Regions from separate parts of the Homo sapiens genome. Here region 2 is linked to region 1. The links are chromatin contacts, found by Hi-C or POLR2A ChIA-PET in ENCODE. All regions are on one chromosome and are shown on one strand. Each heading gives the region's core, a stretch centred on a gene start or an enhancer-like site at or near the end of the contact. The rest is flanking DNA. Distances are from core to core; before and after follow the strand shown. Region 1 holds the start of HEPN1 (hepatocellular carcinoma, down-regulated 1). Region 2 overlaps CCDC15 (coiled-coil domain containing 15).

Region 1 (4,133 bases), core at 77-2,576:
GGGGGGATCATTGTGAAGGCCTTCTTCCCTGGGCACCTGGTACCTGGGGACCTACAAGGTGGTGAGGGAAGGGTACGAGTACATTCCTTTTCCCTCTGACCTGGGCGCTAGCAAGGGCAAAGAACCCGAGCCTGCCAGCTTGGCCTCCTCCCACAGCCTCCCTCGGAGGCATGCCATGCCAAGCACTCTTTCTGTCTCTGTTCATGAATAAAAGAGATGGATGGGCTTATTCTTATAGAGAAGTGAATTTCACTTACTCCCCTGGCCCGAAAACTAGACCAAATGAGGAACTGTTTTAGCTCATCAAACTCATATATTCCTCCTGGCTTCCTTACAAAACAAGCCTTTCAAACAATCATTGTCCTCAGGAAAGTTGTTGAGCTTCCTCCAGCTGTGAGAATAAGTCCTAATCTCCAGAGAAATGGTGGGGGGAGGAGGAGGCTTATTGCTTCCCAGCATTTGGGGGGAACATGATCCAACCCCTGGCCTCCTGCCACCCATCTGCCCTGCTCCCACATGCTCAGGTCCCAGGGCACAGAAAAAGGGCAGACTCCCTAATCACACTAACATCAAAATAAAGAGGCTGGGCCGCTGTGTAGCCAGGACATGCCCATGCCACCGCCTATTGAACAGTTCATAGGAGTGGCAGTAATCTACTGTGTGAGGAGAGAGGGCAATTAAAAAGCTGAAAGAGAAGGAGGCCCTCTGTGTATTCCATTCCCTCCTCCTTAATGCCTCCAAGGGTCCTTGCATCCCTAGTCTCCTAAACTCCAGCTCTGATTCGCCATCAACCCATGGAGCAATTCCAAGGCCCCAGTTACCCATCACCTCCACACCAGGTCAAGTTTTGTCTCAGCCCCAAAGGCACTGACATTTCTAGTTTGCCCCCTCTGCCCTGAACCCCACAGCATGCCTGTCTCAGCTCCCTGTCCCTCGGCACTTCCCCAGGCTCATTTGAGCAGGTGTGCCTTCGCAGCTCCCCTAAACTTCCCAGGTGCCTCATCCATAATGAGATAATGCATGTAGGGGAAAAGTTTCTCAAGAAGGTGGAAGAGGCAGCAGGACTTGGATAAGGAGTACCTGCTGGTCAGCCTTGAGATGCACAGGTGAAGGTTAGGGTGAGATGAGAACATGCCATACCCTGGTGCTGAATCCCTGAGGGGCCAGCTTGCCAGGCTTAAGCCAAATCTGCCTTAAATTGGGGGTGGGGAGGGGTAAGTAAGGAAGTGGGGTTTGTTTTTGTGTTGTTTTCATCTTCATCTTTGTATTACTAGCATCCAGCAGAGTGCCTAGCACATACTGGATGCTCAATAAACTTTTGATGAAATGAAATGACAACTTTATTCCACATAAACAAGGGTAACAAAACAAGCTGCTTAAATATACCAGTCATTTCTCTTCTTCTCCTTTCACCTCCTTTACCCTCTTTCCAAACCCCAAATTGTCCGTTCCAAAATCACTTACCCGTTCATTCATTTACTTATTCAGGTGTTCTTTTATTTATTCGACAAACATTTGTTTACCTACCATGGACTAGGCCCTGTGCTAGACACTGCTGATACAGCATAACTATGTCAGGAAGACAGATCAGTAAACAGATTACAATATAGTGTGTAAAATGCAATGGCAGAAGTAGATACAAGGTGCTCTGGGAGCATGTAGATTAGATGTCAGCAAAGGCATCTTGGAGGAGAACAGACCTGAGTTGAGTCTTTCTTAGAAAGACTTGTTAGTTAATCTGGTTTTTAAAAGTATGAGAGGACACACTCCAAGCAGAGGGAGAAGCATGTATAAAAGCTTGGAAGTGCAAGACACGATGGGGGGGAATTCAGGGTACTGAGCCTAGCAGTTGATGAAATTATTTCAGGAAAGTATACAAAGTAGAAGGTGAAGAAAGCTGCAGATAGATTTCTGAGGCATCAGTATGTGTAGAAAATTTAAAAGGACTTCACCAAGAAGGCTTAAAAGGCACAGCCAGCAAGATAGGAGAATATATAGGAGATAACTATATCACACAATCAAAAGAACAAGAGAGTTTCAAGAAAAAGGGAGCATTCGGGACTACAAGGGCAGGGGGCTCACATATGAAATGAAGTTAAAAGTGCATGTTAAATTTGGCAACAATGAAAACATTGAGTGACTTGGCATAAGTAGTTTCAGACATGTAGTAGGGGTTAAAGCCAGATTGCAACAGGTAAAAAGTGATATGTGGAACTTCTCTGCTAAATACTTGAGACTAGATGTTTGAGAGGTCTTCCTGTTTCAAAACAACTAGGTCTTGCTTAAATGATATTTGTTTTGCATTGCTGGCTTCAAGAGATGGGGGAATTTTTTTTTTTTTTTCAGACAGAGTCTCATTCTTGTCACCCAGGCTGGAGTGCAATGGCGCAGTCTAGGCTCACTACAACCTCTGCCTCCTGGGTTCAAGTGATTCTCCTGCCTCAGCCTCCCGAGTAGCTGGGACTACAAGCACGTGCCACCATGTCCAGCTAATTTTTGTATTTTTGGTAGAGACAGGGTTTCACTATGTTGGCCAGGCTGATCTCAAACTCCTGACCTCATGATCCGCCCACCTTGGCCTCCCAAAGTGCTGGGATTACAGGCATGAGCCACTTCCCTGCCAGAGATGGGGGAAATTTTTAAGCAGTCAGAAGTAAAACAAAATTTAAAAGCACAGTGAGCTCAAAGTACTTAGCACTCATTAAATATGAGATTACCAAGGGAGGTGAAGCAAGATGGCTGAATAGAAGCCTTCACTGATTGTCTTCCTGCAAAAACACCAGATTGAACAACTGTCCACACAAAAAAAGCACCCTCATAACAACCAAACATCCAATGAGTGATCACAATACCTGGTTTTAACTTCATATCACTGAAAGAGGCACTGAAGAAGGTAAGAAAGACAGTCTTGAATTGCTGACACCACCCCTCCCTCATCACCCGGCAGCTGCCGCATGGAACAGAGAGAGAATCTCTGCACTTGCGGGAGGGAGAGTGCAGTCATTGTGGGGCTTTGCATTGGAACGCAGTGCTGCCCTGTCACAGGGAGAAACAACACCAGGCAGAACTCAGCCAGCACCCACAGAAGGAGCATTTAGACCAGCCCTCGCCAGAGAGGAATTACACATCCCAGTGGTTGGAACCTGAATTCCAAAAAGACTCACGACCATGGGTTAAAGTGCTCTGGGGTCCTAAATAAACTTTTAAAAGTCTGTCTAGGACACAAGGACTGCAATTCTAGGGGGGATTCCTGATGCTGTGCTGGGCTTGAAGCCAGTGGACTTGAGCATATGATCTAGTGAGACACCAGCTGGTGCAGCCAAGGGAGTGCTTGCATCATCCCTCTGCCAACACCAGGCATCACAGCTTGCAGCTTTGAAAAAGACTCCTTTCTGTGGTTGGAGGAGAGGAGCAGGAAGAGTAAACAGGACTGTGTATTGCAACTTGGATATCAGCTCAGCCACAGTAGGACAGGGCATAAGACAAGCTCAGCCACAGTAGGATAGGGCATAAGACAGAGTCCTGAGTCCCCCATTTCAGGCCCTAGCTCCCAGACAACATTTCTAGACACCCTGGGCCAGAAGGGAACCCATTGGTTTGAAGGGAATGACCCAGTCCTGGCAGCATTCATCACCTGCTCTCTCTAGAGCCCAAGGGCCCTCAATAATTTGCAATAGAACCCAAGCAGTACTTGCCATTGGCCTTGGGTGAGACTAAGAGACATGTTGGCTTCAGATGTCACCAAGCACCTTTCCAGCTGTGGTGGCTATGGGAAGGGGCTCCTTCTGCTTGAGAAAAGTTGAAGGAAGGATAAAGGGGACTTTGTCTTGCAGCTTAGGTACCGGTGTGGCCTCAGTGCGGTAGAGAACCAAGTGGGCTCTTGGGGTCCCCAATTCCAGGGTTTAGCTCTTGTATGGCATTTCTGGACCTGCCCTAGTGGCCATAGTGGAGCCCACTGCCTAGAAAGGAGAGTCCTATGCTTAGCAGCATTCATAAGCTGACTCAAGAGCCCTTGATCCATGAATGAACATCAGCAGTAGCCAGGCAGTATTGACCATGGGCCTGGGGCAGTGGTGACCAAGGGAAGAGACACCTCTGCTTGAGGAAAGGAGAGGGAAGAGTGGGAAAGACAT
Region 2 (4,133 bases), core at 1,055-3,554, 120 kb before region 1:
AAGACCTCCTACAGTAGAATGAGCTGAAAATATTTCCCCAGCATAAATGGAGACAAGAAGATAACAGATCTCAAAGAGAAATATAACTCATTATAATTTTTTCACTGCCTCATATAGTTATTTTGTAAAGGGTTTATAACAGTCTCTGATACATAGTAAGCACTCAATAAATGGTAAATTACTATTACCACTACTCTTATTTATTTTTCTTGTTGCCATTAGGCCCTGACTATTCCTTCAAGAAACTTACCTCTGTGGTTTTTATAGAAAATACAGTTGTTGGCACAGGTATCAGGATGAGCATCCCAAAAATCAGGACCACAACAGCATAGTGGAGGTAAAGTAATATTATACAGCTGCATTTTCTCCTGGATTTGGGCTCGTAAAGCTTCTACATATCTGTACAAATAAAGTATAATCAGGCAAAGTGAACTATTAAAAAGAAAGTGAGTATGAATCCTGATTTTACAGCCAGATTTAACTGTTAAATCTATTCCGTATCTCTGGGCCTTGACATTTCCTCTTTGTACTGGGAAAAACGCAGGGCTACACCCAAGAAGTATTAGGCAATCAAAAAATTTGGTGAAGTTATGAACTCCTAAATGAGGAAAAGTATGAAAAGACACAGTCAATTCTCTTCTAAGGAAAATGAGAACAATGAGTTCTACCAAGTCTCTTCTAGAGCCAAAATATCATGAAGACCTTTTCAAATTACCTCAGGTATTCTTTTTCTCTCTGTTGTTTTTCTCTGGTTCCTTTTATTTCTTGAAGTTGTAACTGGGCTAATATCTCACTCAACTTCTCTCCTGAATATGGATCTTCATGAAAGTTCATTCTTAGGATCCTCTGCTCTGCAGCATAACATTCTTGCTCTCTCTTTTTCTTAATTCTGAAAATAAAATCATAACATGGTTAGGAATTTCATAAAATTATTATTTAAAATTAGCTTCTTTATCCAAATAACTCCCAGAAATTCCCAGAAACTAAGGAGTCAGGAAATCAGTTTAATATCCCAAGAATATCCTCAAAAATTTCTGCTGGCTGCTTTATCTCCTCCCAAAGAGAAATGAGCAATGGCTACTATTAAAAGAGTTCTTCCTGGCTAGGTGCGGTGGCTCATGCCTGTAATCCCAGCACTCTGAGAGGCCGAAGCAGATGGATCATATGAGGCCAGGAGTTTCAGATCAGCCTGGCCAACATGGTGAAAACCCATCTCTACTAAAAATACAAAAATTAGCCAGGCAGTGGTGGCACGGGCCTGTAATCCCAGCTACTCAGGAGGCTGAGGCCAGAGGATCACTTGAACTCAGGAGGCAGAGGTTGCAGTGAGCTGAAATTGCACCACTGCACTCCAGCCTGGGCAACAGAGCCAGACCCCATATCTCAAAAAAAAAAAAAACAGTTTTTCTGTAAGAATGTAGCAAAACAGTCTTTTCAGATTGAAACTACAAGTAAACAGGGATTCTGCTTCTGACCAAAACAGAGTAACAGGGACCGCATTTGCCCTCCAACCTTAAACCACCAAAAAAATTTAAAAAGTTTTAAAAAGTACACAAATCAAACAAATACAAGAAATGATGGTTTTCAAGACATTGGACACCAGGTAACAAACAACACTGCTCCTTGACAGATGGGAAACAAGTGAAGTAAACCCTATAACTGCTAGAGATTACTGCCTTGGAAGGTTCCAGGCAGTGGCACAGGGCAGGGAAATTGAAGTGAAGCCTGATGGGCTCTAAGAATTGAAGAGATGGAGTTAAGAGTGCAGAGAGACAAAGGCAGTTAGAGTTCACAGGACAAAGTACCAGAGAGAAGAAAGCTGCCCAGAGACAGCACCCCAGAAATGAACAGAGAGTCTCCTGGTACACAGCAGAGCACTGATTGGTGCATGTATGCAATGAAATAACCTGAGGCTAGGAAGAGAACAATCCAAAATAAAAGAGAACAGTGACTAGAGTCCACCTAGCTCCAGGAATAATTTGTCCTTATTTCCACCAATCAAACTTGAAAAACTTGTATTTCACAGAACATTAGGTAGAGTATTCAGAATGATCTTATCTGAGCAGTAGGGAATAAACACTAGTCCCAGACTGAGTACTGCACCAGACCCACCTAACAAGTTATAAAAGCAAGTCATCAAATGAACTTGACTGTATACCAAAACCAGGTTCAATAATGTAAAGACATCCAGCAACTAACATGGTAAAACTCATAACGTTGGGCATCTAACCAAAGATTACTAAGCACACAAAGAGGCAGAAAAAAAGCCCAGACTCCAGTGAACATCCACAAGCATCAAGACTACTCAGGAAATATGACCTCACCAAAAGAACTAAATAAGTCACCAGTGACTAATCCCAGAGAGACACAGATGTGTGACCTTTCAGACAGATAATTCAAAATGGCTGTTTTGAGGAAACTCAAAGAAATTCAAGAGAACACAGAGAGGAATTCAGAATCCTATCAGATAAATTTAATAAAGAGATTGAAATAATTTAAAAGAATCAAGTAGAAATTCTGGAGTTAAAAACTGCAACTGAAATACTAAAGAATGCATCACAGTCTGTTAATAGTGGAATTAATCAAGCAGAAGAAAGAATTAGTGAGCTTGAAGACAGGCTATTTGAAAATACACAGTTATAGGAGACAAAAGGAAGAAGAATAGAAGAGAATGAAAGTATGCCTATGATACCTAGAAAGTAACTTCAAAAGGGCAAATCTAAGAGTTTTGGGCCTTGAGGAGGAAATCGAAAGATGAGGGTAGAAAGTTTATTCAAAGGGATAATAACAGAAAACTTCCCAAACCTAGAGAAAGATATCAATATTCAAGTGCAAGAAGGTTACTGAGCAGATTTGACCCAAATAACATTAACTCAAGACATTCAATAATCAAACTCCCAAAGGTCAATAATAAAGAAAGGATTCTAAAAGTAGGAAAAGAAACAAATAACATATAGTGGAGCTTCAATATGCCTAGCAGCAGACTTCTCAGTGGAAGCCTTGCAGGCCAGGAAAGAGTGACATAATATATTGAAAGTGCCAAAGGAAAAAGAACTTTTATTGCAGAATAGTATGTCTGGTGAAAATATTATTCAAACATGAAGGAGAATTCAAGACTTTCCCAGACAAACAAAAGCTGAGAGATTTCATCAACACCAGACCTATCCTATGAGAAAGCTAAAGGGAGTTCTTTAATCTGAAAGAAAAGCACCTTAATAAAAAATAAGAAATTATCCGAAGGCACAAAACTCACTAGTAATAGTAAGTACACAAAAAGACAGAATATCAAAACACTGTAATTGTGGTGTGTAAGCTACTCATATCTTGAGTGGGAAGACTAAAAGATGAACTGATCAAAAATAATAATTACAACTTTTCAAGACATAGTACAATAAAATATAAGTAGAAACAATAAAAAGTTAAAAGTAGGGGCATGATGTTAAAGTGTAGAGTTTTTATTAGTTTTCTCTTTACTTGTTAGTTTGTTTATGTAATCACTGTTAAGTTGTCATCAGTTTAAAACAACAGGTTATAAGATATTATTTGCAAGCCTCATCGTAACTTCATATTTGGAAACATACAACAGATAACACAAAATATAAAAAGCAATAAATTAAAACATGTCATCAGAGAAAATCACCTTCACTAAAAGACAGGAAAGAAGAAGAAAGAAGACCATGAAACAACCAGAAAAAAAAGTAACAAAATGGCAGAAGTAAGTCCTTACTTAACAATGATAACATTGAATGTAAATAAACTAAACTCTCCAAACAAAAGATGTTGAGTGGCTGAATAGGTTACAAAATAAGATCCAACAATTCCTTGCCTGCAAGAAACATACTTCATCTACAAAGACACATATAGGCTGAAAATAAAGAGATGGAAAAAATATTCCATGCAAATAGAAACCAAAAAAGAGCAGGAGTAGCTATACTAATATCAGACAAAATAGATTTCAAGACAAAAACTATAAAAAAAGACAAAGAAGGTCATTGTGATGGTTAATACTGTCAACTTGATTGAATTGAAGGATGTAAAGTATTATTCCTGACTGTTTCTGTGAGGGTGTGGCCAAAAGAGATTAACATTTGAGCCAGTGGACTGGAAAAGGCAGACCCACCCTTAATCTGAGT

What was found. Hi-C counts contacts between places; a loop is a spot of excess contacts on that map. ChIA-PET counts read pairs that join two places held with the same protein, here RNA polymerase II (POLR2A). Pooled maps may share reads with other maps.
Region 2: a loop to region 1 is called in a map of Panc1, with 2.8 times the contacts of the local background. The contact joins the enhancer-like site here to the promoter of HEPN1 in region 1. A Hi-C loop is called at or near these places in 1 of 168 maps with a recorded cell type or tissue (Panc1), 5 of 37 single-sample maps with no recorded cell type and 10 of 50 pooled maps. POLR2A ChIA-PET finds 5 or more read pairs at or near these places in 2 of 52 experiments (OCI-LY7 and WTC11).

Annotation. Positions count from the first base shown.
Region 1 is chr11:124,916,443-124,920,575 of GRCh38, reverse strand. It overlaps HEPN1 (hepatocellular carcinoma, down-regulated 1), which reads right to left and starts at 1,326. Exons shown (of 1, transcript NM_001037558.4): 1 at 1-1,326. The coding sequence starts at 825. The coding sequence ends at 559. It overlaps HEPACAM (hepatic and glial cell adhesion molecule), which reads left to right. Exons shown (of 7, transcript NM_152722.5): 7 at 1-1,371. The region is part of intron 1 of LOC107984406 (a long non-coding RNA gene); the gene reads right to left.
Region 2 is chr11:125,035,187-125,039,319 of GRCh38, reverse strand. It overlaps CCDC15 (coiled-coil domain containing 15), which reads right to left. Exons shown (of 16, transcript NM_025004.3): 14 at 716-889; 15 at 251-399. Among named protein-coding and RNA genes, the nearest start is that of SLC37A2, 26 kb to the left of the region's middle. Within about 2 kb of position 2,304, at least 3 of the 41 ENCODE cell types and tissues checked have a DNase peak (open chromatin) inside an H3K27ac peak, as active enhancers do.